2 separate regions of the Homo sapiens genome follow, and region 1 is linked to region 2. Evidence: chromatin loops called from intact Hi-C (ENCODE). Cell type or tissue: PC-9. All regions are shown on one strand. Each heading gives the region's core, and the rest is flanking DNA. Links, peaks and the distances in the headings are about the cores only. Region 1 has its middle 93 kb from the start of LINC02521. Region 2 has its middle 160 kb from the start of LINC02521.

Evidence for each region. Peaks named below come from ENCODE experiments on the same cell type or tissue, not always from the same donor. Only the 100,000 strongest peaks of a DNase experiment are listed, where the experiment ranks them.
Region 1: a loop joins it to region 2, with 5 times the contacts of the local background. A loop is called at or near these places in 2 of 110 quality-filtered maps.

Annotation. Positions count from the first base shown.
Region 1 is chr6:2,532,963-2,549,610 of GRCh38, reverse strand. No RefSeq gene overlaps it. Among named protein-coding and RNA genes, the nearest start is that of LINC02521, 93 kb to the left of the region's middle. RefSeq lists a silencer at 6,549-6,638. In PC-9, for the core only: no CTCF peak of the experiment used is centred there; DNase peaks (open chromatin) are centred at 6,600 and 7,320; H3K27ac peaks cover 1,243 bases.
Region 2 is chr6:2,467,146-2,483,793 of GRCh38, reverse strand. No RefSeq gene overlaps it. Among named protein-coding and RNA genes, the nearest start is that of LINC02521, 160 kb to the left of the region's middle. In PC-9, for the core only: no CTCF peak of the experiment used is centred there; a DNase peak (open chromatin) is centred at 7,233.

The DNA of each region.
Region 1 (16,648 bases), core at 4,453-9,452, 66 kb before region 2:
TACTCAAATTCTCTGTATAGCTTTTATCTCTGACCTCACCCAATGCCTCTCACTCCCTACCCTTCACGGAACAAAACGTAGTACAGTATAGGGCAAATTTGCTCATCTAATCGTCAGCCTTAAGAAGTAAAAACAACAGTCTGGCTTCCCCCTTTATGTTTTAGATTTTCCATCCATACATCTATCTGTCTGTCTTATCTATCTACACATGTGTATGCATATATGCATATATTTTTTCTGCACTTATATTTTTCATGAGGTTGAAATTTCTCAGTCTTTGTTGCTGCATGTGGTTCATGATGCTATTTTATTTTATTTTGTTGCATATATCTGTATTGTGGGTTGATCTTGGACAGTTAACATTATTATGATGCTTCCCTTGTTGGTATATGCTAATCTATCTATGCTCTTGTTAGCCCACTCTCAATGCAAACAGTGTTTGCTCAAGAGTAGGAACTGTTTTCATTTGCTTGAGTCTCTGATAGAAACTATTCAGAGGATGACATTGCCTTGCTCTTGACAGCTCAAACTTTATCTGATTGGGTGTATTTTGGGAACTGGGAGAAGTAATTGGACTTCAAAGCCCCAATTGTTATCAGTGGATTCTCAGCTAGAATAAAAAAAAATGGAAAATTCCTGATCAAATGTTTAACAGCAGTGGACCATAAGAAGTGCATAGTCTGGCACATCATTCCTCATTTAACATTTATTCAGCAACTATTTATTGACCACTTACTGTGATCAAGGATCTTGGTGAACATTGAACAGTGAATATTGTTGTGGTCCTGAAGATACTCATAGCCTGTGTGTATATGTGTGCTAGTATGTATGTATCTAAATAAGCATGTCTGTTCCAAAGTATGTGGGTCTAAATGTGTACGTGTGTGTGTGGTACAGACAGGGAGAGTGCTCACAGGGTGGATAGACAAACAGACTTCTTCAAAATTGCCTGTCAAAGCATAGTAGAAGTAAGCCCAGAGCACTGAGAGGAACCAGACCCAGACTCGAAGTTTACAGGAAGGATTTCCACCAGAGCAACAGCAAAACTGAGACTTGAAGGTTGAATAGGAATGGAGCCACACAATGTGTAGGAGGAACAAAGATGTTTTAGTTAGAGGAAAAGGCATATCCAAGGCCCAAAGTGAGACTGTTTCAGCATGAATATGGCTTTGAGTGTGACACAGGAGTGTAATCACCTGACAGGTTCATCTTGCCCACCACCCACAAAAGCTGGTGCACTGAAAACAGCAGGTCTTTGCAATAGAGAAAGAGTTTAATACATGCAGAGCCAGCTATGTGGAAGCACAGCAGTTTGTTATTACTCAAACCAGCTTCTCCGAACATTTGGAGGATAGGGTTTTTTAAGGATAGTTTGATGGGTGAGGGGCTAGGGAATGAGGAATGCTGATTGGCTGGGTCAGGAATTAAATCACAGGGGGTTGAAGCTGTCTTCTTGTGCTGACCCAGTTCCTGGGTAGGGGCCAAAAGACCAGATGAACTAGCAGTCTGGGGGGTGCCAGCTGATCCATCAGAATGCAGAGTTTGAAAAATGCCTCAAACACCAATCTTAGGTTTTACAATAGGAGCAGTTGGGGAGGTTTCAGATCTTATGACCACTGGAATAATGGCTGGTTATCCTTCAACTACGCCTACATCTTAGCAGAGTTCGGACCCCTCCCTAATCTTGTAGCCTTTCATTAGTTTTTCAAAGGCAATTTGGTATCTAAACAAGGAATGCATAGCTTTGCAAAAGGCTGTTATCATCCTTGCTTTAAGGTTAAACTATAAACTAAATTCCTCCCAAAGTTAGCTTGGCCTATGCCCAGCAATGAAGAAGGAGAACTTAGAGCTAAGAAGCCAAATGAAGTTAGCTATGTCAGAGTTCTCCTACTGTCATAATTTTGCAAAGGCAGTTTCAGGAGGACCTGTGAGAGTCAACGTGGGGGAGTTAAGAGACCAGATCACACCTCCAAGCCCCAAGTGTGAGACGGAAGCTCCATAGCACATTTCCATTCTGCTAGAGTAACAGTCCCTAGAATAGCGCTCTGTGGTTTGTTCACTGGGAGAGCCTGAAAATCCTCCTGCTCTGTCTTCACCCCCACTTCTTCCTGCTCAGTGTAATCATGTAATCATTGCACAAGACTCAAGAAGACCGTAGTGTGTTTGGTGTGAGACAGAAGGAGAGCTAGACCTCTCTTTCCACTGAAGCCACACACTCTTTGTGAACAAGCAGTGTTTGTACCCCTTTGTAAGATATTCCAGCACTGTGAGGCATCTGAACAAACGTTTTAATAGATACCACACTCTGCTCCCCCGTGGTCAGGCAAGAACATGAAGGCCTCTTTCCTGCACCCAATGGTGTGGATTGCAGATTTAGGCGAGTTGATGTAAAAGATCTGATGGGGCTGCTTGGACGGATTTCCAAATAAGCAGTTTCTCACGAACGTGGAGCAGAGTGATGCAGAGACCTACAATGTGATGAAAGAAGTCCAAGACAGCATCAGAAATGACCCATTAGAGGGGAACGGGGGCAGAGGTGATCAGCGTCCCAGCTTTTGCTAAATGTAACATGACTAGCCAAGAAAGAGAAGTCATTATTGAGAAAATGTGGAAGTCCAGCCAAGAGTTTGGGTGACGGAAAATTAAATATAGTTGAGACATAAAATTTTACAATATAGGGATTGTAGGATGATTGGAAGGCTTTCATAGTTTAAGAATGCAGTTCAATGGACCATCTCTTAGCATTATCCTGGAAGCTTATACTTTTGATTAAAACCACACAAATCTATCTTAGAAATTCAGGAAAGTGTGTGCATACCTTAAACCCACACATGCTACCACCTGGACGACTAGTGTTTTCATTTTCTTTCTATCTAACTTAATTAAAGTGGCCATGGCCAAGCTGGAATTCCTATGTGAACTTGGTGTAGAAAATTCAAAGAGGTTAGAGATTTTTAAAAGATTATTTAAGAGTTTACGCATAGGATCATTTTCAAGGGATATAGGCCAGACACAAATATAGCCACAGTGCTTGGAAAAATGACCATAAATATGCTTTGGTGCTGCCTACCTGGAGGGGCTTGAGGCTGAGCAGGGATAGCACGACCTGACCCATGTGAATAGTTCTATGATCGATCACGTGCAGATTTGGAGGGGGTGGTGATCGAGGAGGGAGGAGGTGAGCTGGAGACAGGCTAGATTTGAGTCCTGGCTGTGGTCCTCTCCAGATGTCGCTTTGTTCATTTCTACGTTGTCTGCTTCACTTACATCCACTTTCCTGACTCAGCCAGCTCCCAAGCACTCATGTAATTGCACTGGGGCAGGAAGATGAGAGAGTGCTGAGGTTTGGAATTACTAAGGCCAAGATCTGTCACACCAGAGAGCATTGTGTGCCATGAACAAGAAGCCCAAAGGAATAAAAAGTAATCAAATAATAATCATGGTTTTGAGGTGTTTAGCAGATCTGAATTTCCACAACATGCTAAATAATAAAAATGTTTCTCAAGAAACATCTACCCTAATAAGAAGGAATCTCATGGTCTTAAATCAGCTGAGTTCAGTTCAATGAGCATATATTGAGATTCTCTTATATTTGAGGTGCTGTGAAAAACAATGGGAATAAGAAGAGGAATCACATGTGTGCACATCGGTGACAATTCTATCCCTCTCTATCCCTACTGCAAACAGAATTGCGATGTATCTACAGGAACGGCCAACCTCAGTTGCTTACCAGTTCTGGGCGAGGCACTGTGCTAGGCCCTGAGGCTATAGAATTTATTATGACAAAGTTCTCGTTCCTAGGAGCTCATATACAATGACTATTGCCTTCTTTCTCCTGCTTGATAAAGCTCATAAACTCTCAGCATCAAAAAAGTCATCATGCAGTACAGGAATAAAACCCTAAAAGATGCCAAAACTTGGTCTAGCTTTTTGGGAACATGATCAAGAGGAAAAAAAAAAAGAGAGAGAGAGAGATACAAGAATGAGGGAAAAGTTTCAGTCACTTCCTTCGCATTAAATTTTAAGTTATGTATATTCTGACTTGGCACACTTTCATCTTCTGTGGCTGTTTTATTCCCATGTATTCTAAATATGCCTGCAAGAATTAGCAAAAAAAAATCTCAAAACAGGAAATATAGTTAAATGTAGATTTCAGATAAAGAATGAATAGCTTATTATAAGCTATAAAAAGTTATTCATTCTTATCTGAAATCCAAATTTAACTGTCATGAATTTTATCTGGTAATGCTAATTAGGAGTTAGCTCTGTGGGTTTATTTATTTATTTTTTGCTTTTTTTTTTTTTTTGAGACAGAGTCTCACTCCATTGCCCAGGCTAGAGTGCAGTGGCGCCATCTCGGCTCACTGCAACCTCCGCCTCCCGGGTTCAAGAAATTCTCCTGCTGCAGCCTCCCGAGTAGCTGGGACTACAGGCACTTGCCACCACACCTGGCTAATTTTTTTATTTTTAGTAGAGACGGGGTTTCAGAATGTTGGCCAGGCTGGTCTTGAACTCCTGACCTCAGGTGATCTCCTCTTCTTGGCCTCCCAAAGTGCTAGGATTACAGGTGTGAGCCAATGCGTCTGGCCAGCTCTGTGTTTATAGAGAAGATGTACTGCATTCTCCTGGGGGGTACTCAGTCTTACACCTGAGCAAGCTCTATGCTTAAAGTTCTCTCTAGATCCTGGGATTCAGTTAGTCTAAAAGCTCAAAACTTTTGTTTTATCCATCTTTGATTTAAGCTAAGAATATTTGCCTGCTTCTTTGAAGAATTTTATTAGCTTTTTACTTGCTGCTTTTTAATTTTCATTTGGTCCTGGTCTATATTATATTCTTGATCTTATTTTCTAAAATCGATTGGCATATGCAATCCTATCTAGTCGTCATGTGGAAAATCAGTCCATTTTAATCAAGTGAGGCATTACATAGTACCTCCCAAAAAAGTTCTCATCGTCAACCCAAATTTTGCTGGTAAAGGGAAAAAAGCAACGAGAATAATGGCAGAGTTTGTCCTGCTGAGAATGTGATACCAGCAATATTCTTTATATGGGACATTTGGTTTCAAATACATAACCTCTTTAGTTAAATTTAAATTAGTTAAACTCACTTATTTATTCACAGATATTTAAATGCCCATGTGGGAGCCACCATGGGCAGCAACAGAGACTGGCACCTGCTTGTGCAGAGCGGGCAGCCCATAGCTGTGTGGCCAACCAGGTGGCTGCCAGCCACATGTAGCTACTTGAATTTAAATTTAAATTAATAAAAATCACATGCTGTGTGATATGGTTTGGCTGTGTCCCCACCCAGATCTCACCTTGAATTGTAATAATCCCCATGTGTCAAAGGTAGGGTCAGGTAGAGATAATTGAACCATGGGGCAGTTTCCCCCATACTATTCTTGTGGTAATAAATAAGTCTCAAGAAATCTGATGGTTTTATAAGTGGGAGTTCCCCTGTACAAACTCTCTTGCCTGCTACCATGTAAGACATAACTTTGCTCTTCATTTGCTGTCTGCCATGATTGTGAGGCTTCCCCAGCCATGTGGAACTGTGAGTCAGTTAAAATTCTTTCCTTTATAAATTACCCAGTCTCTCGTATGTCTTTATTAGCAGCGTGAGAACAGACTAATACACCATGCTAGCCACATTTCAAGTACTCAATAGCCACATGGGGCTAATGGTTACTGTGTTAGACAGCACAGACTATGGAATGCTTCCAGCAGTGCCCGGTGTCCTACAGGACAGTGCAGAGCTATAGGGAAGCAAAGGTGGGATGATTAATTTCTCAAATTATTACTTATAGTAATTGCAAATATGTTACCTCCCATGAAATAGACATCCAAGGAGTTATACGGTCACATAACTAGAGAAGCCTCTCTGAGGAAGGGATGTTTGATGTGCAGTGGAAAGTAATGCACAGGTGGCTACGGGACAGAGAGCTGTCTGGGTAGAGGGGCTGGTGCAAACCAAGGTCCTCAGGGGCAGGGAAAAAAAAGCATTAGAGGAACAGACAGAGGCATGAAGGAAAAAGAGAAAAAAGGCACAAAAGGAACTTGGAGCAGGAGCCTGGAGGGCTGTGGTGAAGACCAGAGGGTTTATCTGAAGAGCCAAAGAAGGGTTGAAGTGATGTGTTGAGATCCACACTGCCTGCTGGGCAGTGTTAACTGAATAATGAGGTTCATATTTTTGGAAAGGAGAGATTTCTCATACAGGGTTGCATCCTGCAGGGTAGCCATTCTGACAGGTTGGGAAGCGTAGCCTCTGGCCAGAAGCTAGAAACAGACACTTAGAAGGTGGGAAGAATGTAAAAGGGATTTATGCTGAACCAGGTGACCAAATGCACATATTCAGTAAGCTACAGAAGGAGGCACGAATGGAGAAACGTGCACATGTGCAATTGAGCTTCATGCCTCTTCATGGGTGGCATGTACAAAAAAATGACAGTGCTAGCATAACCTGAGAGTGGAGTGTTTGGCCCTCTGAGATCAGAAGGTGAAGTGGAGGACAGGAAAACCCTTAGTATGCAATCTCCATAGACTCAGCAGAACCACTCTGTGGTTGGTGGTTTCTTATCAGGAAGGAACGCAGTTGTGTTGAAACCACAAAAGGGAGGGGCAGAAGTCAGGAGATTCTTCAAAATCAGCAATGGAGCTAGTCTTTCAAAACAGCTGGTTTCTGTTTAACCATTGAGGAAGAAAACCTAGTGGCGGTTAGCAAGGGAGCGGGTATAGCAAGGCGTGTCTGACCTTCTATCCATCATGGCCATGAACTCAGTTTTTACAGTTTCTCTAGGGTTCCCCTGGCCAAGAGAGTGTCTGCTCAGTTGGTTGAGGGGCTTAGGATTTTATCTTTATTTCTCAGCAGCAAAGTGAGCACTGAGACACCAGGTGTATGCTGTTGCAGGGATCCAGGTGGGAGAGAGTATGGCAGCTGGGAAAGTGTAACAAGCACCACAGACTGAGAGACTTGAACAACAGAGACTGGTCTCCTCACAGTCTTTGGGGCTGTGAGTCTGAGATCAAGGGGTCGTCAGGGTTGGTTTCCCCTGAGGCCTCTCTCCTGGGCTGGTGGAGGGTTGGCTTCTCCCTGTGTCCCCACATGGTCTTCCCTCTCTGCATGTCTGCGTCCTCATGTCCTCTTCTGATAAGGGCACCAGTCAGATTGGGTTAGGACCCACCCTAATGACCTTGTTTTAATTTAATTACCTCTTAAAAAACCCATTTCCAAATACAGCCACGTTCTTAAGTACTGGGGTTTAGGACTTTAACATAGGAATTTGGGGAGAACCAGTTCAGCAAGTTTAACTGTTCAACTAGTGTCAGAGGGATCTTAGCATGAAGGTCAAGTAGGTTCATCGTATGTCACTGGCTTATGCCCCTACCCACCCGGATAGCCGAGAGACACATTCAACTCGAGAAACACACAGGACAGAAAAACGGTCTCCACTTTAGAAGCTCTAGTCACAACATATTTGAAGGAGTTCAATAAAAAGAAAGGGAGATGGGCAGAAGTTAGTGCTCTACCAGAGCTATGTGATGATGTGAGTTCTAATTGCCCACTATAGTCCTCATGACTCCCGCTTGGGAGTTTCGGGTTAGCAGATTGGCAGGGCTGTAGCTCCCAGCAGCTTGGCTGCAACCTTCCCCCATCTCCCTCTGGTTTGCCTCCTCTCTCTTTGGGAATGGCCTTCTCAGTCCTGTCTACCTCGCTAGTTGCCTCTCAGCTTAGACATCGGCTCCTCTGGAAGGGGTTGAAGCTTTGCAGGAGGTGTAAATGCTTTGGCTGCCCTGCCAAGTAGCAGACCACTGGGCAGGGCCCATGTGAGCAGCAACTCTGAAGTTCTCCTTTACAAATCAAAACTACCAATAAAATTATCTTAAATAAATTTCTGATTGTCATCAAGGGTCAACCAGGTAAACCCGAAGACTAATGGCAAAAGGAAACGTTTTTCTCTGGAAGTAACAAAACAATTTTTAACTGAAAATTTCAAGAGCCCAGAAAAGTCATAAAAGAAGTCTGACATTTTTTTAAAAAGTGGGCCGGGTGTGGTGGTTCATGCCTGTAATCACAGCACATTGGGAGGCTGAGACAAGCAAATCTCTTGAGCCCAGGAATTTGAGACCAGCCTGGGCAACATGCCAAGACCCTGTCTCTACAAAAAATAGCCAGGCATGGTGGCGCGGACCCATGGTCTCAGCCACTCAGGAGGCTGAGGTGAGAGGATCGCTTGAGCCTGGGAGGTTAAGGCCACAGTGAGCCATGACTGCATCACTGCACTCCGGCCTGGGTGACAAAGTGAGATCCTGTCTCAAAAAAAGAAAACAAGTGTGTGAGTCTGTGTGTGTGTGTGTGTGTGTGTGAGAGAGAGAGAGAGAGAAAGAGAGGGAGAGAGAGACAATTCATAGAAGGAGTTAGATCTAAGGCAAGCTAACTTTCTAGGGGAACTACTGTTTTGAGCACTTTACTTGTATTGTGTCATTTAATCCTCACAGCAGCTCATGAAGTAGATATCACATCCACATTTAAGAAGTGAGGAAATGGAGTACTGTAAATACTTGGCCGAGGTCAGACTAACTACTAAGCAGCCGAATCAAGATTTAAACCTATGTTTGTGTAATTCTACAACATGGGCTCTTAAAAGCTGCGCTACAGGTAAAAGATCAGAGAAGACATAGCAGGTATCCAGCAAGGTCAGGATGTTGAGAAGTGACTGAGTGATTGAATTGTCACTGTCCCTAGTTTGACGGTGAGGGATGCACAGAGAAACAGCCCCACCTCATATTGCTCAAACGACCGAGTATTGGTCCATCCTCTCTAGAAGAGCATTTGTAAAAAAGAGACTTAAACAAGCACAATTCTTCTTCAGGAATCCAACCTAAAAATAGTCAGAAACTCCAGAAAAGCATTGCAATAAATTGTTATATAATGTTAATGTTACATTATGTAGCCATCTAAATGGTACTATTGAAAAAAACATGTTTTCTAATGATATTAGAAAATGCTTTCATGACTAAGAAAAGAATTTCAAGAAGAATACTTGTATATACATATAGTATTATCCTAATTTTGTTATTTTTAAAGAACATATACATGTGCTTAGAAAAAAAAATCACTGGAAAAAGCCCACAAAATAATGGCTACTCCTGAGTATTGTATCTACTAGTGATTTATATTTTCTTCTTTAAATTTTTGTTTTCCAAATTCTCTATAATGAGCATGTATTGTTTTAGAATTAAAATATTAATAGTAGAACAATTTTAAAAGGTCAAATAATAAATTTATGCCATGTTATGGGAATAGTTCTTTGACTTCTTAAATAATAAAAGAAATAATAAAGAAAATGGGAAAATAATAAGGAAAACAATGAAATAGGAAAAACTGGAAGTAAAGGCAAGTGACAAAAGTTTATTAATTGAATAGAATTTGTAATAGTAACATACTGGAAATAATACGTGCAATGATGAGGTTAATTATGTTAATCATAATATATAAGTCTGCAGGTATTTGTAAACAGCTACAAGCTAAGAACGTAAAGACTTGGGAGATGTATATATCTCTCTTCTGACACCATCACTCTTTGAGGTCACCAATGACATCCACACAGTTAAATCCAATGGCAAATTCCCAGTCCTGTCAATTGACTCCTCCTTTGACCCATTGGCAACTTCCTCCTCTTTGACATTCTTTCTGCCCTTGACTTCCAGAACACTCCAGGCTTTCTTCCTGCTTTAACTGGCTACTATTTCTCCGTCTTTTTTTGAGGGTTCTGTCTCCCCTTTGGGAAACAACAGTTCAGTGTTCTGAGTCTTGGTCCTCAGTCCTTACCTCCTTTCTATTTACATTCATCTCTGGGTGATCTGATGATGTAGGTCTATAGGCTGACAATTCTTAAATGTCTCTGTCTAGCCCAGATCCTCCCATAACTCTGGACTCCTATCTCTATCACCTCCACATGAATTTCCAACAGACAGGTCCAATTTAGTACATCATACACACACACACACACACACACACACACACACACACATACATGATAAATAGTACATGACCTTCAGAGCCTAAAATATTTGCTATCTGGCCCTTTTCAGAAAAAGTTGATCAATATAATATGTATATAATCTTCACATTAAATTAATAAGAATAAAAGTTCTGTTATTACAATATCAAAACATATATGTAAAATCACATTATATGAAATATCGCAAAATGAGAGAATGCATAAAGATGAGAAGAGACCAAAAATTGATAGCTGTTTTTACGCATTCATTCATTATCCAATATTCTTGAGACAATTAACTATGTGTCAGACCTTGTTTCTGTGCAGAAGAAACATCAATGATGAAAACAGACAGAAGCCAATGCCCTGTGGAGCTTACATTCTAGCAGGAGGGAGGCAGATGGTTAACAATAAGTATTTAGTATGCTCCAAAGTCAGTGCTGTGGAAAAGGTGTGTTGTCGCAGGATTGTAAATAGAGTAGGCCATGCATGTCTCATTGAGAAGGTGAGGGATGATCAAAACCTGGAAGGAGGTAAAGGCGTTATCAATATGGGTTGTGGGCAGAAGCACATTCCAGGCAGAGGCCCTGAGGCTAGAGAGTACCGGGAATGATGAGGAATAGCAGGAGAGCCATCCACTGGACCTCCATGAGTTAGAGAGGTGGTGGGGTGGGGTCAGGGCTTTGAAGACCTTTTGAAGGACTGAGAACAGTGTTTGAACAGAGGACAGGAGTGACATAGTGTGAGCCCCATCTTCAAGGAGTTGCTATGGCTGCTGTGTTCATAATGGACTTTAGGGGCTGGGGTGGCATCTGGGACCCCAGCTGGAAAACTGACTGTAGTAGTCCAGAAAAGAAAGCCATATTGGTGGCGCAAATAGTTAGAGGTGATCAGATTCTGACATATTTTTGAAGATAAGGCAGAGTCAAAATGATTTCTTCCTGGATTATGTGGTGGGAGAGTCAAGAATAACATCAACATTTTTGGACCAAGCAACTGGCAGGGTGGAGTCACCAATTAACTAGATGGGGATGACTCTCTGTGGGGTCAGCTTTTGTTGTACTAAATTGGACCTGTCTGTTGGAAATTCAGGTGGAGGTGTTAGATATAGGAGTCTAGAGTTGTGGGACGATCTGGGCTAGACAGACATCTGGGAATTGTCAGCATATAGACCTAAGTCATCGGATCATCCAGGGGTGAATGTAACCAGTTCAGAACACTGAACTGTTGTGTCCCAAAGGGGAGAAGAAACCTGCAAAAGAGACGGAGAAATAGTAGCCAGTTAAAGTAGGCAGAAAGCCTGGAGTGTTCTGGAAGTCAAGGGTAGAAAGAGTGTCAAAGAGGAGGAAGTTGCCAATGGGTCAGAGGAGGAGTCAGTTGATAAGCCCAGGAATTTGCCATTGGATGTAGCCATGTGGACATCATTAGTAACCTCGAAGGGAATAGGCTTAGTAGAATGATGGCATCGGAAGCCCAGTTGGAAGAACTTAAGAGAGAATGAGAGGACAAGAATTGGAAAGAGCAAATGTGGACAGCATTTCTGAGAGATTTTCTTGCAAAAGACAGCAAAGTAGAACCATAGATAGAATGAAAATTGCAGTCCAGAGAGGTTTTTTTTTCTCTCTTGCCAGAAGAAATAACAGCACGTCTGCTTGCTTATATGAATTATCCAGTAAGGCAGGAAGATTTGATGATGTAGGAAAAGAGGCTCCTTGGATGCTGGACTGATGTCCTTGAGTAAGCAAGAGATGGGATCCAGGGCCCAGATGGAGAGTCTGACTTTAGACAGTGACAGGGTTCAGAACATGCTACACCAAAATATGGCATCTCGGCGCTTGAGAAAACAGAAGCAGAAAGGCCACTCTCCCTTTCCCATTCCCTTCTTCGTGAAGCACGTCATGAGACCTAGGAAGGTCACTCTGACCTTCTCCTTCTCCCTCGCTCGTCTCCTGAAGACAGGAAGGAATGTCACAGAGGGACACCAACACCAAGAAGACTCTGAACAAACTAGCCTTAAGTTCCCCCTAGTTGTTACCATTAGATCCGGAGTTCGAGACCAGCCTGACCCACATGGTGAAGCCCCATCTCTACTAAAAATACAAAATTAGCTGGGCATGGTGGCAGGCGCCTGTAATTCCAGTTACTCAGGAGGCTGAGGCGGGAGAATCACTTGAACCTGGAAGGCTGAGGTGGCAGCGAGCCGAGATCGCGCCACTGCACTCCAACCTGGGCAACAGAGCTAGACTCCATCTCAAAAAAAAAAAGAAAGTATAAGCAATTTAATTAATGGAGCAAACATTTATGTCTAGGTCTGACTCAATGCCCTTATTTAAATCTTTTCTTTTAACCATTATGATAAAATATCCATAACATGAAATTTAGCAACTTAGTCATTTTTAAGTGAGCAGTTCAGTGGCATTAAGTACCTTCACATTGTACAACCATCACTGCCGTCCATCTCCAAGCCTCTTACACCTTCCCACAATGAAATTCTGTACTCGTTGAATTAAAACTCCCCAATTTAATTATTTTAAATACACAAATGTATTATAAAAACAAACTAGACTGCCTTTACTAAATATAAATATTACATTAAAGAGAAGAGGTTGAGGCATTTTTGGCAATGCTGTTAATATAAAAAATACTCATTAAAGAAATCTTGTAAACTATAGGCCAGGAGAACTGCCCTTAAGTCTTAAGTGCTGAGATAAGGGAAGCTAAGGGAAACTGGTGACGTCCCCTCCCAGGCTCTTTCTGGGTGCCCCACAGAGTCTGGACTCAGCAGACAGGTGCTCAGAGGGCAGGTGAGAGAGGAGCTCTTTCTGCTCCTCACAGAGCCATCATCACAGTGGGGGCCTGGGCAGTCTGCACACCTGCCCGGCCAAAGCTCACTCACTCTCCAAGAGCATGGGGACCGCCAGCTCCAGAGGGTCTCAGCTTTGCTTCAGTCCTGAGCTTACCTCACTCTTACCTGAGCAGGTCAAGTCCCTCTCGACCTTCAAGACCACAGCTCGTTCCCTCGAGACCACAGCTTGTCTCCTCCTCAGAGGCCAGCAGGCCACTCACATGAGTCCACTAGGTGCTCCTGCAGGTGCCGGCAACTCTTGCATAGGAAACAAGGAATCCTCCCAAATGACTCTGAGTTACAGATAGAGTAGCAGTGAGACTTAGGTGATTTCTAGCCTGATTCCCTTTCCAAAGAGAGTACCCGAGCACCCTCCTCATCCCTCTGATATTAGTAATTACAAAGCCTCAGACTGCAGCAACCTAATTTGGGGGAGAAAAAAAAAACAAGATGAGAAAAACACAGATATAATACACATTTTAGTTTCAATACAAGGAACACATCTGGGGGACCCGTGCTTTGGAGTGGAATATTAGAATACAATATCTTGAAGTGTTACCCTACGTTTCTTCCTATAGAGTGAGTAGAGTAGGGGTATGTTGACCTTACCCCGTACAAGACAATACATCATGAAACTCGGTAACTTGACAAATCTCAACTCGCATCAAGCATCTTGGTGCTCACCACTTCGTCTTTTAAACACGTACCTGTTTTTTAAAAAGCATCTGCTGATTTGTCAGTAAAGCCAGAACATAACACCTTTATTGTTATCTCCATAAATATTTCTATACCACGTGAAACAACCAATAATAGGCTAATTTATTAAGCACTAACTGCGTCAGGCATTGTTCTAAGAGATTTACATGTAATAACTTGTTTAATGTGCATAACAACCCTATGGAATGAGTATTATTATTACCCGCTGTGCCATTTATGAAGTTATTATAACGCCAGCTATGAAGAAAGCTCAAGAACTTTGGAAATACTGCACTAAGTGAAAGAAGTTAGTCACACATCATATGATTTCATTTATATGAACTATGAAGTGTCCAGAGTAGGCACATGTCTTTCCAGAGACAGAAAATAGATAAGCGGTTGCCAGGGACTCGGGGGAGGGTAGGCTGGGAAGCGACGCTAGTGGGTACGGGGTTTCTTTTTGGGATGATTAGAGTGTTCATGGTGGTGGTTGCATGACTGGGTGATTATATGAAAAACCACTGAATTGTACATTTAAACAGTCAAGTTTTATGACGTGAATTATACATCAATAAAGATGTTTAAAATCATACCAACTATCATCCCATGACCAGTTACAGATACAGGAATGGTAGCAGCTGTATTTACCTTTTATGTATTTATAGAAATATTATTAATGTATATAAGTTTTGATGTAAGGTAACTTTACAGTCTAGTTTTAGGTAACAATATATGCAGGTGGGATTGTTGCTGAATCTGAGAACTGATTAGCGTAGACAGAGACAGAGGGTGTGCCTTTCCCAGCCTGCTCCCAGAGCTGGACATGAGTGCTGCTTTTCCTCATTTTGTGGAGAGGGTAGAAACATCTTTGCTTGTTCCAAGGATAGTTGCCTCTCATCAGGTGAAAACACAGAGTTGGTTTTGTCATAGTATGAAATTCCAAATAGAAGAGGGTGTGTCTGGAAGGTGAGTGGACAGAGGGGTAGACTGCAATCCTGGCCCCTTCCCCAACCTCCTCCTTCTAGCCTCTCTGTCATGCGGCAGCAAGGGCTCTGCAAACCACCGTCTGCACTCCAGCTCACTCCCTGTTAGGCTTTGCACACTGTATGACTGGGGAGAGACCGGAAGAGGAGGAAGAAGAAGGGATTTGCTCCTTCCTGTTGGCTTCCTGTTTGCCTGCAATTGTGAGTTTTATCCCAACAAGACTTCTTCAATCTGGAAGCTGCAGTTTCTTCTTGTAGCAACAGCTGAATCACATTTGAAGTTTTTTCAGTATTTGCAGAATCAGTGTCATTGCATCCCCTCTGAGTCATCAGCAACAGCACATGTGTCCCCTCCCCAGGGGTCTGGGTTGCAGGCCAAAGGGACCCCTCCTGTGATCTCAGAGGTATTAGCAACAGCCAAGTTCCACATCCTACTTAGAGGTCTGTTTTGACTCTATTTGACCTCTTAGAGGTGGAATTCGGTCCCATGCCACACTCGTATGTTGAAATCTAACATCATAGTGCCTCTGAATGTGATGTAATTTGAAAATAGGGTCATAGAAGATGTAATTAGGAAGCTAAGATGAGGTCATCAGGGTGGACCCTAATCCAATATGACTGATGTCTTTGTAAAGAGAAGAGATTTGAGCACAGAGATGTGCACACAGGAGGAGCTGCCCTGTGAGGCTGAAGGAGAGAGCAGCCAAGGAACATCAAAGATTACCAGTAAACCACCAGGAGTTAGGAGAGAACATGGAAGAAATTGTCCCTCACAAGCCTCAGAAGGAACCAACCCTGCCTGCACCTTTACCTTGGACTTCTTACCTCCAGGACTGTGTTGTTCAAGCCAGAAAGTACCCTGCACACTATCTCTTTTTTCTCATCTATTGAAGCATGATTGTCAAATAAAAAGTGTATATATTTGAGGTGTACAACATAATGTTTTGATATGCATATACATTGTGAAATGGCTGCCACAATCAATCTAATTAACACATTCACCACTTCACATGGTTACGTGTGTGTGTGTGTGTGTGTGTGTGTGTGTGTGTAGTGAGAATACTGAAGATCTACTCTCTTAGCAAATTTCAAATATAAAATATATCATTGTTAACTATAGTCATCATGCTGTACATTAGGTCTCCAACACTTATTATCTTACAATGGAAAGTTTATACGCTTTGAGCAACCTCTCCAATTTGCCCCAGCCATCAGTCCCTGGAACCACCATTCTACTCTTTGTTTCCATGAGTTCAACTTTTTTAGATTCTACATATAAGTAAGACAACGCAGCACTTAATGTTCTGTGCCTGGCTCATTTTGCTAAGCACAATGTCTTCCAGGTTCATCCATGTTGTTGCAAATGTCAAGATTTCCTTCTTTCTTAAGACTAGATAATATTCCATTGTGTATATAATAGCTCTATTTTTAATTTTTTGGTTTTTTGAGACAGGGTCCCACTCTGTTGCCCAAGCTGGAATGCTTTGTAATGTAATTTGAAATCAGGAAGTGTGATGCCTCCAGCTTTGTTCTTCTTGCTTAAGATTGCTTTAGCTATTTGGAGTCCTCTGTGGTTCTATATGCATTTTGGAATTATTTTTTCTATTTCTTTGAGAAATGTCATTGAGATTTTGATAGAGCTTGCACTGAATCTGTAGATCACATTGGGTAGTACATTGGGTGGCACGATCATGGCTTACTGCAGACCTGACCTCCCCAGGCTCAGGTGATCCTCCCACCTCACTTTTTGTGCTTTTTTTTTTAAGAGATGGGGTTTCGCCATGTTGCCCAGGCTGGTCTTGAACTGCAGAGCTCAAGTGATCCACCCACCTTAGCCTCCCAAAATACTAGGATTACAGGTGTGAGCCATCACACCTGTATCTTTTGACTTTTTGATAACGGCCTTTCCAACAGGTGTGAGGTAATACCTCACTGTGGTTTTGATTAAAGAAGACACAAATAAATGGAGAGATATTACACATTCATGAATTAGAAGAATTAATACTGTTAAAATACCTGTACTACCCAATGTGATCTGCAGATTCAGTGCAAGCTCTATCAAAATCTCAATGACATTTCTCAAAGAAATAGAAAAAAAAATTCTAAAATGCATATAGAACCACA
Region 2 (16,648 bases), core at 4,155-9,154:
CTGTAACACTCAATGCAAGGTCTGCACGAGACCATAATCCCACTGGGAGGAAGAAACAACTCTGGACGCACCACCTTTAAGAGCTGTAACACTCACTGCAAAGGTCTGCGGCTTCACTCCTGAAGTCAGCAAGACCACGAACCCACCAGAAGGAAGAAACTCTGGAGACATCTGAACATCTGAGGGAACAAACTTTGGACACACCATCTTTAAGAGCTGTAACACTCACTGTGAGCATCTGTGGCTTCATTCTTGAAGTCAGCAAGACTGAACCCACCAGAAGGAACCAATTCCGGACACACCATCATTTAAAATCACTAACATTTTATAAGAGGAAGAAAATGTTTAAATATGTAGGAAAATATATAACAATACACCAGCAGAATAAAAAATAGGAGTAGAAACGTAATAAATTTAACTTTATAAATGTTTGCCTCATAATTGTTTTTCCCCATAGGCATATAAAAACTTTGTTATAGACCTGGGCATGGGGGCTGTGGATTAAAAGCTTATTGAGGCATTGCTTTAGTTATGGGATTTCAGCAACCAAAAAACCGTGATGGTCCTATCAGCATTTCAAAGCTATTTAAATTGATATGAACCACAAACTGAGCTATAAATCCAATTTCTTTTATTTTCTGATACAATAAACCAAAACATCAAATTCTAACATCACTCTCTTAAGTATCTCCTCCTCAGAATTGTCCATGAACCCCAAAGATTTACCAGGTCCAAGGGTGAAAGTGGGACTTGAGTTCTCAGTGCAAAAGAAAACCCTCAATGCACCACTGCAATTGCTTCTTGTCACATGGTGGCGCTGTTGAAGCTTAGTCCTGCACAGCCCTGGCAATAAAGGAACTGCCTAGGCCACCAAGGATCTTCAGGGGTCTTCAAGCCCTTTCCGAAGTAATGCTTGCCACCAAAAGCATTCTATATTAGAGCTTCAAAGTTGCAGCTCTTAAAGATATGCTCTTTCATCTCACATAGAGGGGAACCTTCCAGAACACCAACTAGCCTAGGAGCAGTTCTAACAGCCACCACCTCAGCCTACAGAACTGGCACTCCCCTTTCCTCCATGTCAACCACTTTGGCAGGAATGGGGCAGATTTTGCTTTGCACACTTTGACCAGAGAAATGCTCACCACGTCCCCTCCCTGGACACTCAGATCTCCATGCAGGGGAAGCCCTGAGTGGCCCTGTTGAACAGAGAGTCCTCTCAGTGATAGCCAGGTGAGTGTGCACTTAGGCCTATGCTGCAGAAAGGCTGCCATCTCTCTGTGATATTCTCAGCAGCCCCCCTCTCTCTCTCCCCACTCCGACCCCGGCTAGACATTGCTCCAGAGAGAACGCCCTGCTTAACGGCCATCATGCCAATCTCAAAATCTGCTTTCTGGGGATGCCAGACGGCAATGCTGGGCTGTACTTCAGAAGTTCTGGTCCTGACCATTGGATTCCTTAGGATCACAACAGACAGCACGAATAACTCACATGCTTACAAAGGTGAGCAGCTACTGCAAAGGAACGTGGGAATACGCCCTAGAGGTCACTGGCCTCAGCAGCAGCCAGTTGATCCAGCATCCTGTCTGCACTTTACAAATTGGCGGGAGGAAGTACAGCACTGCTGCAGATGGCAATGTCACCCATCGTGGTGTTCTGGACAGATCCAGTTACGTTGTCTGGCTCATTCAGTAGGATGTGTCCACATCCTGCACCCCTTGAGCACATCGGGGTGAGCAGCTGTTCACTCTGAAGACGTGTGTGGTTTCATATCTCTGAAAGGCTGGATGCCCAAGCCACAAAGGCTAACCTGGGAAAAGATCACTGGGGACACTTTCTCAAAAGGTGGCTGCACAGCAGGTGGCTCTAGGGATGTCTAGGCTTCTTTCTCACCTGACCCAGCCATCCTGACAACAAGCAGTAGAGCACTGGGGTTTAGGGTAGTGGCTCTCAAAGTGGTCTGTGGACCAGTATGAGCATCACCTGGGAAATTATTTTGAAATGTAAATTCCCAGGCCCTGCTCCAGACTTACTGAATCAGAGACTGGGTGTGGGACCAGGGAGCTGCATTCTAACAAGCCCCACAAGGGGTTCTGATGCAAACATTTCAGATTAGTGTTTGGGGACTTTTTCTGTAAAAGGCCAGATAGTAAATATCTCAGGCTTTATGGACTATGTGGACCCTGTAAGCAGCCAGGGATAGCCTGCAAACGGATGAGGGTGGCTGTGTCCCAATCAAACTGTATTTGTAGATGCTGAAATTTGCATTTCGTGTAATTTGATGATGTCATGAAATATTCTCTTATTTTAATTTTGTCAACCATTTAAAAATGTAAAAAACAATTTTTAGTTGCCAGGCCATACAACAGGCAGTCTTCCAGATTGACCCCAGCCTGTAGGTGCCACCCCTCGTGTTGAGTTCGGACTGGATTGGAATCCTGGAGCTCCCCTAACCAGGTGGGCAGCCTTGGGCAAGTCATACAGTCTGTGTGCCTCAATGTCCGCCAATATGAAATGGGGCAGTACTAGCACCTGTCTCACATGGATGCTATTAACGTTAAATGGTTACCGCACATATCACAGCCCTAAGTAGGAGCTTCTTATTTTCCCGTCCATGCGTAACTTACCTCCTTCTTATGGTCAGTTGTCCATTTCATGAGAGGTACAGCCGTCCAGCACAGAGACCCCCACAAGTGACCCTGAGGCTCCCAATGGTCTTGTCTTGGGCTCCCCGAATGCCTTCCAAGATGGGTTCATAAGGGTTGCATGCTGCTTTTGCCCCAGGAGACGAGAACCCCCAGGGCTCTGGCAGGACAGCATCCTAGTTAGATGAGCTGAATGAGCTCTTTCTCAGCCGTTGATCTGCTGTGCTGCTCGGGGTCATCCGCAATGTTCTAGGCAACGCACCACGGCTCCAATTTAACAGTTGACAAGGTCAGTCCACCCTTTATTTATAGCTTGGCCTGGAAAGTGCCAAAAGCAATGTTTTAAATAACAGTAGGGCAGGTGTCTGTGTGTGAGAGACAGACAGAACATGACAAGGGAAAAGTGACAAGAGTGGCAAATTGGCGATTCTTGCACAGGGAAGCCAGCATACCAGCCCTAAATGACCCTGCTGAAAGGGATGAGGAGGTAGCATGCCTGGAGGAGGAAGTGGAGACCTGGCATGGAGCCTCAGCTGGCTGCCTGGACAGTGCCTGTATGGAACCAGGCCAAGGCCCTGGACATCTGTGATACACACTTGTGATGTGTTCAGGGCTGGGGGTGCCCCTCTTCTACTGTGCTGTCCTTCCAGAGCCTGGGAAGCATGCTCCAAAACGTTCCTTGTCTTCTCTCATCAAAATGTAAGCCACGCTCTCCAGGCAACAATAAAATCCCTATTTGGTGCAACTGGCCCTTTGCTCACTCCTGCCAAATAGGGAAGTGCGTGGTTTATGAACTAGATAACAGTTTCTGGCTGTCCGTGATGAAAGACACTGAAATATGCTACAATGGAAACTGTGAAGTGTTTGTCTCTAGAAATTAAGAGTTTTCGATGTAAGAGGCAGAGGGGAATAAAGAGGTTTTTCTTGTTCAACATTTTCCTATTTTGCTAAACAAAAAGAGTCTGATGCAAAATAGAAAATTCAATTGCACACATTTTATCTAGATATTCTGTCACTTATGTATAACAGGAACTCCAAGAGGTAATCAAGATTCTTCCTATTCACAGACGACTCAACTGAGGCTCAATAAGGTGAAACAACTTTCTCAAGACCCTGTGGGCAGGAGTGGAGGAGTGAAGCTAAGAGTCCATTTGGCAAATGAATCTGAGCCAATGAGAAACAGCTCCAAAACCATCCCACGAGGGAGCAGGTGAGAAAAGGTCCCTATAGAGGCAAGGAAAGCCCCAAAACACTGCCAAAAAGTGCCTACACATGATCTATTTTGTCATTTCTCTGTGGCTTCTTTAAAAATTAATTTCCCCATAGTAAGACAGCCTTTCCAGAATAAATCAATTTCCCCATAGTATGACACCCTTTCCAGAATCAATTAATTTCCCCATAGTAAGACAACCTTTCCAGAATAAATCAATTTCCCCATTGTATGACACCCTTTCCAGAATAAATTAATTTCCCCATAGTGTGACACCCTTTCCAGAATAAATCAATTTCCCCATAGTATGACACCCTTTCCAGAATAAATTAATTTCCCCATAGTGTGACACCCTTTCCTTGGCTTTCAGTGACCACTTGTTAAGATCCTTGGTGACATTGTCCTTCACAGAGATAACTATTTGGGTCGAAATCTCTAACCATGTCATGTGAATGCCAAGGATGGACTGTTCTGACCCCGTCCTCAGAGACAAATGCTCTACACTCTGACACATTATTTTTTGTCTTCTCTTCGACTCCAGCCCTGTCCTTGTTGTCACTGACTCCGTCCTGCTTGGCCCAAGGACAGGCTGAGCTCTCCCCAGTACCATGTGGACACAACAGTCATGAGAGGGCCACAGCAAGGGGTATCCATGGAATATCGTCTTGCTTAGGATGTTTCAAACTTGTCCAAAGGACAACAGGAGGACTTTACCCTGGAGGACTTTTAGAAGAACATGTGTTCCACTATGCACATCTGTAGTAAAGGCCGACAAAGAAACCAAACTGGGACCAATTGAGCTAACATTTCTTGAAGGCCAGTGCCAGACACAAGCCCTGAGTCACAGAAATATGGTAGCCAACTTTGGATGAAGCCAATTTCTCATCCCTACTTCCCTCAGCAGAAGCCAATAGTGAGATGGATACTCCCACCTGACACGTGACTAGAACTCATTCTCCGAATTCTGAATCCTCTTTCATTACTCTATAAACTCTGCAACCTGATAGTCAGTGTTATCCCTAATTCAGAAGAAATTCTACCTTAAAGCTCTGCCTCCCCTGGCCCATTCTCCTTCCCTTGGCATCAGGAGGTATTCAACCATTTTGATGAGCCTGGAGATCTAAACTTATGAGAAAGGTTTGCCTGGGCTAATGCCCCTGCCCTGTTGGGTGGTGCCTGGGGTGCCATGGCACTTGGGCACGAGGAAAACACACCACCCCCCATGCAGGTGCTTTCATGGCTTGGAGAGAGTGCAAAGTGCATACTCATGCCAGGGGTGGCCAGCGTGGCAGGTGGGAGCCCTGGGTCTCCTTCCCAGGTATCCACTGCTGAGTCAGCCCTGCCAATCCTCCTCATCTGTTTTGCTTCAATGTCTGCCCTAAAGGCTGTGAGCAAAATCGTTCCCTCAGCATTTTCCTTACAGCTAAGAGAGGGAGAAAGAGAAAGATGAAGGACATTCACCCTCTGGCCCTACCCAGAGGCCTCTGTGGGCGTCCCGCAGGCAGAAGAGGATGACAGATGTCACCCCTTCCCTTGTGTGCAGGGGAGGCCGCCTCTGCCTGATTCTGTCCAGTTAGCAAAACAGGAGGAGCTGCCAAGACAAATAGCTGAGATATGAGAGTTACAGCTAGCGCTCACCACGGTGTGAAACAGACCCGTGAAACGAGACATCAAGGATGCTGCTTGGAATAGCTTGAATGTCGAACATTCTTTCCCAGTGGAGGGACAGAAGGAGGCCAGCAGCAGCAGTGTGGGAGATGGAGGCACAGTGTTGTCCTGGGGGCCGACACACGGGGCAACCCCAGGTATCACCCTGGGAGGTGGGAGACAGTGCCCACTCTTCACCCATTCCATGCCAAGGCTCCCTGCTACCCTCATCAAAAAATAACACGGCTATTAATAGGTCATATCAAAAGAGCCCTTGTAGTTTATAATCATTTTCATCTGGCTTAGGGAACAGCAACCATAAAATGTCTGTCTGGTGGCTGCTGGGCCGGCAGGGCAGGTTTATATTAGCTAGTACTCAGAACGTGGTGGCAATGACAGACTAGGCAGAGGATGGTTTATGGGCTTTAATGCCTGTGCTGACATGGAGGATCGGAGCGAGATTTATTTTATGCCCGGGCCATCACTGAACACTGAAAACCAGTCATTACAAGCCAGATGACAACTGGAATGCACTAATCACTTGAAGGAATATTTATTTGGTTTTTAAGTTTTTGGATGAATCTGGTTTTCGGAAAGTCAGGCCCGCTAGGAAGTCAGACTATGCCATTATTACATCCAAACCATTATACATTTGCTAGCCAATTATGTAATCCTATATGGAAAACATAACCAGAAAGCAGGATAAGCCCCAAGACCTGAAGGCTCATTATTCCAGGCTCACCATCATCTGTGGTTACTACACACACTAAATATTATTAATGGACCAAAAGAACCCAATACTTGTAAAGTCTGGTCAGTATCATTAAATCCACAGCTTCCTGTGACAGTGAATTTGATGGAGTGGCAATATGTATTAGGTCACTTTTCTTCTGACTCATTTCACTGGATTTCATGCGATAAAGTAGCAAAAAGAGGCCATTTTTATTAAGCCCATTGTCAGCCTAAAGGTTCAATTAAGTTTCTATAAACACATCTTCTTTTGACACTACAACCATCCCTGATGTTAGCATTCCTGCTCTCAAGCAAGTCATGCCTTAGAATTAACTACATTTACTCGTGACATTGTTAACAGTTCCTGCTTCTTCCAGATGAGTAAAGGAGGTTGGGCAGAAATGCTGGATATGCTACTATTTCTTTTTTCTTTCTTTTTTTTTTTTAAGATGGAGTCTCGCTCTGTTACCCTGGGCTGGAGTGCAGTGGTGCCGTCTTGGCTCACTGCAACCTCTGCCTCCTGGGTTCAAGCGATTCTCCTGCCTCAGCCTCTTGAATAGCTGGGACTACCGGTGCATGCCACCATGCCTGGCTAATGTTTTGTATTTTTAGAACAGACAGGGTTTCGCCATGTTAGCCAGGAGGGTCTCGATCTCCTGACCTTGTGACCTGCCCTCCTTGGCCTCCCAAAGTGCTGGGATTACAAGTGTGAGGCACTGCGCCCGGCCATATGCTACTATTTCTATAAACTATGGCCTAACACTACCTGTATCATCTTCAATTCATGCCATCCCACTTAACTATCTTGTTTTTCTTTCCTTTCCAGAACTCTATGCGAGCACTTTTTTGGGATAATTTTTCTCCCTAGGAGGATCCATCATTTTCCCAGTGCACCAGGAACAAGAAGCCTGGGCTGATTCACAGAGGGCGGCTCAGGCAGCCCCTCCCATGACACTCCGCCTAACTGGTCAGCCAAGTGTACCCAAGGCTCCAGACAACGTCACAGCCTAATGGCTGCTGGGTGTGTCCACAGTGTGGAATGCATTGAGCTGTTTGCTCCTGTGGGCACATTTCTGAGTCTATGTCATCCCCACCAAAATAAATCATGTTTTAAATGTACATGAACTATGACCATAGATGTGCTCTCCCTGTCTCTTCTCCATCATTAAGTCTCAGGTAAGTACAAAGCAAATAAAGGAAAAGCCCTCTAATGTGCACGGAGATTCTGGGGCTTTGGAGTGGCTGTGTTATACTTGAGAGATGGCAGCATGCGGGTTTTAGGGAGAAGGCAGATACCAGAACCCAGCTCCTGCCCTTGAATTCGTTGTTGCCAGTTCCTGTCTTGACTTCAGGTGTCGTCTCTTCACCCACCCCCTGGCTTCTGTTCAACAACTTCTACTTTGCAGGATGTTCTTGTTTTGTTTTAGAGACAGGGTCTCACTCCGTCACCCAGGTTGGAGTGCAGTGGTGCGATTATGGCTCACTGCAGCCTCGAACTCCTGGGCTCAAGCAATCATCCCACCTCAGCCTCCTGTGTAGCTGGGTCTGTAGGCATATGCCACCATGCTTGGCTAATTTTTTGTATTTTTTGTAGAGATGGGGGTCTCCCTATGTTGCCCAGGCTGGTCTTGAACTGCTGGCTTCAAGCGATCCTCCTGCCTCCGCCTCTCAAAGTGCTGCGATTACAAGCATGAGCCACTGCTCCTGATCCTACTTTGCATGTTTTGGATTTTGTCACATTTGTATTTAGCAAACTTCAAGAAAAAAGGTATCAGAAAAAAGAAAAGCAAATCTTGCTGCATTTTTCTTCCAGGGTAACCCTGTGCAAGGAATTCATTCATTTTCTTATCTAAGTACCCTTTTTCGACCATGTCAGAAATCAAGACATTTCTAAGACAACATTTAAAGGTAATAAATTAGGCAAACACAAACCTATTTTTCAAAGGCTTTGAAAGACTTTCAAAGCTAGGGCACAGAGGGCCTGGCCAAGGGCTGCAGCTCTCCGTGGCCTCACGCGCAGTACTCTCAGCATCTGCGCCAGGGGTTCTCTGTTCTGGTTCCCACAGGTCCACGCTGCATCTCCCCCATCCTGGCATGGGCCTCCCCAGTGGGCTTCTGTCCTCTGACTTTCAGTTGGCTTTGGTGATAGAGAGTGAGGTCAGGGTATTTGCTCCCCAGCTTCCTTCCTGAGGAGTTGCTTCTGATGGGCTTTGTCCCCTGAGCTAAGGTGACAGTTCTTCTCCAGCTGGCCTTTGCCACAGCACTGTCTCCTTTCATGTTCCTGTAACCACTGGCCGCCCTCATCCAGTGTTACTATCACCTGCCATTTCCCTAAACCCTGTTGTCAACTTTGTCCATCCCCTCAAATTATTATAATTTGTTTCACCGTTTGACTGATTCAACACGGGGTCTCATGGGGAGGTCTGGCCAAGCACAGCCTGGAGCCACGTGCCATGTACTAGAATGTTCCGAGGTTTGGGATGTTTGTGGCCGCAGAAAGGAAAGGATCTGTGCTGTAATGCATGCTCCAATGCGGCCCATTAGGATTGTACACATCTGAGGGGCTTTTCTGGAAAGCTCTTATCAAAGTCTTTGGTCTATCTCATGGTTCTTTGGCGGTCTACACTCTACATTGAACAACGCTGGCCTGCGTGAATATTGCTAGACATGCACAACCCACAGTTGAACACCTGGATGGATCTTCCAAAAGGAAGCACACTTACGCCAGCAGCACTGGGATCAAGAAACAGGCATGACCAGCATCCTCCAAGCTCCCTCCCGGCCCCAGCCACTCCACCTCCAGTGGTAGCTTTCACACAAACTTTTAATGCCATCGTCCCATTTGTGCTGTTTTTGAATGTTACGTAAGTGGAACCGTGTTATATGTACCTTTTTGTGTCGACCTCCTTTTGCTTTAGATTATGTTTTGGCATTTATCTAGGCTGTTGCATATGTTCATTCTCATTGACGCACAGTTTTTCACTGTGGACACATCACAGCATTTATTCATTCTACTCTAGAAGAACGCTTAGGTTGTTTCCACATCGGGGGCTATGAAAATGGTGCCACCGTGAACATACACGTGTCTTTTGCTGAACATGGTGTATGCATTTCTGTGTGCATGTATGTTGGATCATTGAATCTTAGATAATGTGTATGTTTAGCTTTAGGAGATGATTGCTAAATAGTTTTCTGGAGTGATTGTATTAATTTTCATTCTGGGTAGACTTATCTTTTTGATCATTTCCTGAGTGTGTATGCATGTTGCACCTCTCCTATTGGGATTCTGGACCAATGAAAGGCTCTGGTTTAAGGCCCTGATGAAGATGTTTTTAGGCCCCCAGGCAGACTGGTGAAAACTCTTTGGCAGAATTTGCATCAGTACACCAAAAACCAGGGTCTTGGTGCCGTGATTTGTACCAGCTCCTCCCTGCCTGCCCTTCTGACCCATGTTCCCTCCTGGCCAGCGCTGTTCAGGACAGACAGAAAAGAGGAGACTGGGGTTTGGGAAGAGAAATGGAGATAAAGTACACAACAGAGATGTGGTGTCAATTTCCAGCGCGGATTTGAGAGCAATCCAAGGGGCAGGGTTAACCCAGACCTGAAAACCATCCTGCTCTTCGGGCGTGCGGCCTTGTGTGTGGGGAGTGGGGGACCCCAGGGGGGTTGCTCCACATCAAGCAGACCCAGGAGAAAAACACCTCTTACTTTGCATTATCGGCCACAAAGGAAAATAATGACACAGGCATCTCACTGGAATGGATGGAGAGGAAAATCCTGAAATGTCTCCATCGAATAAGGAATGAGAAGTGGGAAATAATTGTGGAGTCCCCACTACTACCAATGTAAGATACATTAAATACCACCGATAACTTCCCTAACTAGTGTCTAGCAGTATTGTTTCATTTTATAGTATAGATAATTTAATAAGAGCTACTAACATTTATTCACAGTTCTAACCCCTAAGGCTGCCGTAACAAATCACCTCAAACTGTGTGGCTTAAAGTAATGGTAATGTATCCTCTCACTGTTCTTGAGGCCAGAAGTCTTGATCCAGGTGTTTGCTGGTCTGTTCCTTCCAGAGGCCCTGAGGGATCCTCTGTGCTGGGCCTCTCTCTCGGCTCCTGATGCTGCAGCAATGCTGGGCATTCCTTGGCTTGCAAAGCATCCCCTGATGGCTGCCTGTGTTCACATGGTGTTCTCTGTGTGTGTGTGTGTGTGTGTGTGTGTGTGTGTGTGTGCGCGCGTCCAAGCTTTCTTCTCTTGTAAGGACACTAGTCATGTAGGATTTAGAGGCCACCCTACTCCAGTATGGCCTCATCTTAACTTGATTACGTCTACAAAGACCCTGTTTCCAAATAAGGCCACATTCACAGATTCCAAGTAGACATAAATTTGAGGTTGGACAGCGGCGGGGAGAGGCATTGCTTTTCAACCCTTTACACCCCCTACATGATTTTTCTCCATGACCTTAAGATGAAGTATGAATTCTCCTCCTACATAGATGTCCAGGGGCATAATTTTTGCTGTTATAAAGGGAACCCAGATGTATGTAATGAGTCTTGGGATGGAGCGAGAATGTGAGTTAGGAGAAAAGAGGCTCTTGTCCCTTCTCTGATATGCGTAGCTCTTGTCATAACTTAGGAGGGAAGAGAACTAGGGGAGGACACTTAGAGGACAGCTACTGCTAACGTTGGCCAAGGTCTTATAGTACAGTGAAGTAACTAGCTTATAAACCCTGAGGCAGCAATGTCCACAAAATGGGGAATTCCAGCTGCTTATAACCAGAGAGAAAAGGCTGTCCCATGTTTTAGGGCTAATGAACGCTTGCCAATGGCCTATTTCCAGGCAGCCCGGAGCACCTGACTGGCAGGAGAGTAGAGCACCTGTGGAGATCCATGCACAGACACACAGCCATGGAAGCTGTGGAAATCTTTCCACTTTGCTCTGTGATGCACATTTTATGTCTGTCATGCATTCTGTCTGTGAGTTTCTCTTTTTTTCCGGGGTGCCTACAGCAGGACCTCACCCCAGACAATGGCAGGATGGCCTGGAGATGGGAAGGGAGGAAAGGCCATCCTATTCCATGAGCAGCATTCCCAGTGGTGCCGCACAAGCCAGGCCATAGCAACAACTGGAAACCTTCTCCTGGAGACCTGGGGAAGGGTCCAGCTCACACAAAGCCTAACTACTACCATCACCCGACCTCAGATCTCTGTGCCACCATGATCTAGTACACCAGAATCTGCAGGGCCAGGTGAAGTTGGCGCAGCTTTTGGTTAACAGCGATGCAAATGGGACTTCAGATTCAGATGACTGTTGAATCCAATAAAGAGAAAATTGGGAAGTCTCCATTTATTGCTTACATTTTTATTCCGTAAAAAGTCAACTCAGATGACTCAGTCCAAAGGAAACCTATTATCGTGTGTGCTTGGAAATGCCCAAATTCACTCTATAATTTTTAAATTCACTCTATATTTTAACATTTGGTTCATGACTAAAGGAGCTTCAGGTTTTGAAGGCAATTACCTTCACAGCATATCAGCTATAGCTAATGATAAATATCCATTCTCAGCTCAATTCAGGGCAGGGTATATTTTCAGAAAATGGCTCTTTTAAAAGTATAACTGAAAAGCAGTGGTCAGGTTAGGCCTACTTAGTGTTTAATTAGGACATGGTTGCCTCCTTAGAAACCCTAAAAAAGAGGACCTTTGAGGCACAGGTTGCTTCTGTAAGCATTGCACATGGATCAGAACCGAATTATTTTCTGTTTCAAAAACAGCTTTTGCCAAGGGAAGGTGCTGCCTGGAGCCACGCTGAGACTGACACGCCCTATCGACTCTTTTGTTCTGACTTTCCAACACACTCATCTCTTCGCCTTGGGTTTGCTCAGCTGGCCACGAGCACGTGCTGAGTGCAGGCTAAAGTTCAGGAGAGGATTCACAGAAACATCAGAGAGGTAAACATGAGAAAGAAACGAGGAAATTCAAATTGCGCTGAATATGCCACCCATCTGTCATTAATTTTGAGTGGAGTTGCAGCTCACCCACAGGGTAGCTTCTCATATCAGAACATAAGAGGGAAATAGGGCATCACCTTGAACCATCCTCAGAATGCCCCACGTGGACATGCCCTTCGTCATTTCCTTCATTGGTAGAAGTGTTGGCTGCTTCTATGGTTGAACACCAAATGAAGGTGTTGCCTGGGTTTAGAGGCCATTTCTCTTTAAGCCCTAGGCTCACACTCAGCGCATGGGATGTTTATGCCATAAGTGCGTGGATGTTTATGCCACTTGTGGCTGATGAGCGGCACGGCACCTGCAGAGCCCCCAGCCCTGCTTCACTCCAGGACACACAGTGAAGCATGAGAGTGTGTAATCAACCACAGCATTTAACATTTTTTTTATTTTTGCAGAACACGTAAGGTTGAATTCATAGAAGTGAAATGTAATTTTGATATAACTCCACTCAATTTCAAACCGACATGCACATCTCAGGGGTGATACATAAAACATGTATGATAATTTTCCATATTTATGTAGTTAGTATGTAATTAATAGCTAAGTAGTTAAAGCAGTTACATGTGCTGGGCCTGTGCATTTCATGGAAAATGAATGAACAGACTCATTTATGGTAATTGGTTGAATAAGCTTCGGAGTGGCAGAAACACATCTAAAATTAAGACTAATGAACATAAATAAATCATTTGTTTTATGATGGCTCAATCTATAGGCTATAAATGATAAACTTTGAAAGATATGTTTTATATCTTTATACATGTTTTATAAAAGATTATATTACTGCAAGTTGGAGACAAGCAAGAACCAAATAAGTGCTATCAGCCTGAAATGCTGGAACTAATCAAGCATTGAAGACAGGGAGGTGAATAGATTTCTTGCTGTTCCTGGATACTGAGCTATAAAGTGAACTCTAACACAATTTCTAATGGACTATTTTCATACACCAAACAAATAATAAATTGTGATCCATGGAGCAAGTCCAGCAAAAGCTTCTAGCAAATAACAATTAAAAGAATAGAAGGCTTATTGATTACTATGGAGTTATTTATTTTAAAATATTGCCATCTTAAAGCAACATATTACTAAATTATGGATGATTTTTAACAAATTCCTCATTTAAAAAGATGGAAAGCTCTGGGAAGCCTCATGATCTTTATAGAATTCTCTGTCCCCCAAAGGCATGGGAGAGCTAAACTCTGGAGTAGACATTTCCTTAACCAGTCTTAGCAATTCTTGCTTCCTCTCCCCCAAGAAACTCTCCCCTTTCTCTGATGGAGGAGAACAATACAAATTTCCTTAGAATCGACAGGCTATGCCTTAGAAGCCACAATAGCTTGTGAGATCCAGCTGACCTATATTGGGTAGAAAAACCCACAACTGAAATGAAACAAAATTCTTCCTTGAATCTACAATATTGGAGCTTTACTCTGGAAAGAGATAAAATGACCAAAACTTTCCCGATGTGCCTCCTTCACCTGGGCTTCCCATCCTGAGGAAGTAGCTGGAGTGAGCTGGGCCTGGCAGGTCTCAGCACAGCCACCCCAGGAAGAGCGTGTCCTCCTGCATCTTCGCCCGGCTCAGCCAGGTGAGGAGCCAGTCCACATCTGAGGCCGTATCATTTACCCAAAAAAGAAGAAATGCAGTGCATTTCCCCAAGAATGGGCTGTTTGGGAGCAAATCCAATTTGTCATAGAAATAGCCTGCATGGATCAGTGCAGGATGGTCAGCTTGTCAGAGATGCAACCAGCTACTCATGATCCATCCTGAAGTCAATTATAACCCCTAGAATCTAGCAGAGTAGATCACCACAGCCCCATTTTGCACACACACATGCACACGTACACACACGTCCACATGCAGGCACAGACATGCACACACACACGTCCACAGGCATGCACAGACATGCACACATGCACGCACATGCACGCACACATGCATGGATGCACAGACTCCCAAGCACATTCCCCGCTCTGCTTCCTGCCCAGGTACAGGTGTGGCTCTGTCCACATGGTCCCCACTGCTCCCACGTCCCACAGCATAAATGCACGCCCAGGTGTGTGGAGACTCCTGGTGCAGGGGAAGTGAAAACACATGCTCCTCACACATGAAGCACTAATTTCCAGCTGTGGGCAAAGGTGAGTACAGCAAGGCCACTGCCAGCCTCCCCGCAGCACCCACTGGGATCCCTCCATTCTGCTCTGGGACTTTGCTGGGATGCCCACCAGCTCTGCAGGGCAGGCTATGCATGCAAGGGCCGCGTAAACAGATGCCCACAAAAACTGGGTCCATCAAGACCACCAGTCTTGTTTTCCCTCTGAACCAGCCAGAAGTTTAAGTCAAGTCACCCTAGGGGAGCAAGTGCCCAACCGTCGCATCCACTGTGACAATAGTGCCACATCCGCTGCAGGCTGAGGTTCTGGGAACAGAAAAGAAAGCTTGGAGAAGAGAACCCCTTTGACATTCCCGAAATCCAAACCAGTGCAGTCCCAAACACCAGAGTGACTCCCTGGAGGGACACTTGTTTATCCGTTTGTTTGCATCTCTTGGTTTCCTACTTTTACCCCAAACCAGAAAAAGGGACAGGCGATACTAAAAGCAATGGTACATTTTTGTCATATTTCTCATCCATTCAGAACTAGAAAGCAGCAGAAATCTTGTGGGAAAGTCACTTCTCAGGAGATTTCTAACCCGATTTCTTAACTACAGTGGTCTGGATTTTTTGCCTAAATTTTAGATAAGGTCTTAATTCCTGGTTGCTTGGCTGCTCAAATTTCAAATTCTTCTCAGGTTCACATCAATCATTCCAAGAGACAAGCGAAACATTTCACATAACACAATGTGCTGGCTTTTAGCGTATCTTTGGTCTGAATGTGTAAGACTTCTGTGTCTTTGAGGAAAAGCATATCTCCCAAAAAAGGCCCCCCTGGCTCTCTCTCGCTCCCTCTCTCTCTCCCTCTCCCTCTCTCACTCCCTCTCTCTCACTCCCTCTCTCGCCCCCACCTTGCTCCCTCTCTCTCTCCCTCTCTCTCTCTCCCTTTCTCCCTCTCTCCCTCTCTCTGTCTCTGGCTCCCTCTCTCTCTCCCTCTCTCACTCCCTCTCTCTCTCTCCCTCTCTCTCCCTCTCTCCCTCTCTCCCTCTCTCGCTCCCTCTCTTTCTCCCTCCCTTTCTCTGTGTCTCACTGTCCTTATGTCTCTGTCTTCCCTTTCTCATTCCCTTCCTCTGTGTCTCTGTTTCTCTCTTATACTCTCCCTTCCCTCCCTCCCTTCCCTCTCTGTCTCCCATTCTCCTCTCTCTGTCTCTCTCTCTCCCCTTCCTCTCTCTGTCTACCCTCCCCTCTCCTCAACTCTGAAGCTGGATCTCACCACCCCTGCAGCCCAGACTCCGACTCTCTCTCTCTCCCCTTCCTCTCCCTGTCTACCCTCCCCTCTCCTCAACTCTGAAGCTCGATCTCACCACCCCTGCAGCCCAGACTCCCACACTCTCTCTCTCCCCTTTCTCTCTCTGTCTACCCTCCCCTCTTCTCAACTCTGAAGCTCGATCTCACCATCCCTGCAGCCCAGACTCCGACACTGAGCTGGGAAACCAAGTGTGCTGTAAACACAATGTATGAGGAAACCACAGAAATGAAGACAATTAGGGTAAATAAGATCCAGTGATCAAATATAGCTAATTTGTATCCATAATATTTGGGAGTTACACAGTCTGCTTCAATTTGAAAGATATCTTCCAGACCACACTGTTTTTTCTCCGTGGGGACTGCCTTTTGCTTTTAATTATTGAACCTGAAGAATTCTTGCCATAATTTGGGGTTAGCTTGTCATTCTTGAAGAAGAAAAAAAAATCTAGTCCACAAATCCTCCTGTATTCCAACAATTCCAATACTAGGCTTCTGTGGCCAAATTGACCATCAATTAGCTGTGTTTTTCAGAAGGAGTGGGTGAAGCAGGGAGAGGAATCGGAGAAACTCACAGCAAGCATGGCCTCAAATAGCAGTGGGGTGGATGCAAACTCCTTGGCAAACAGCCTTGGCTAAATAAAATGTATAAGAAAGATCTCGGAAATAGAATATGTTACAAAGAAAAAGTGAACTCTAAACAACAAGGCTTCACCTTCCTCCTTGAAGAGGTGTTGGGTGCTTTTAGGAATTTGCTAACACTGTCCACAATTTAGGAAGTGCATTCCGCGGCGCCGTCTTGTTAATACTAATTGTTCCTCGTGATAGAAGGTGGAGCATGCCCTTGGTCCCACCCAGGGGTGCTGGGATGCATGGAGGACCCTGACAACAAGTGAGCTTTCATTCTCCAAGCAGGGCTTGCAGCGACAAGGACAGCAGCCTGAGCCACCTCACTTGACACGAGATCGTTTTGCACACTCAGGCACACCATCCGTGAGCCAGCT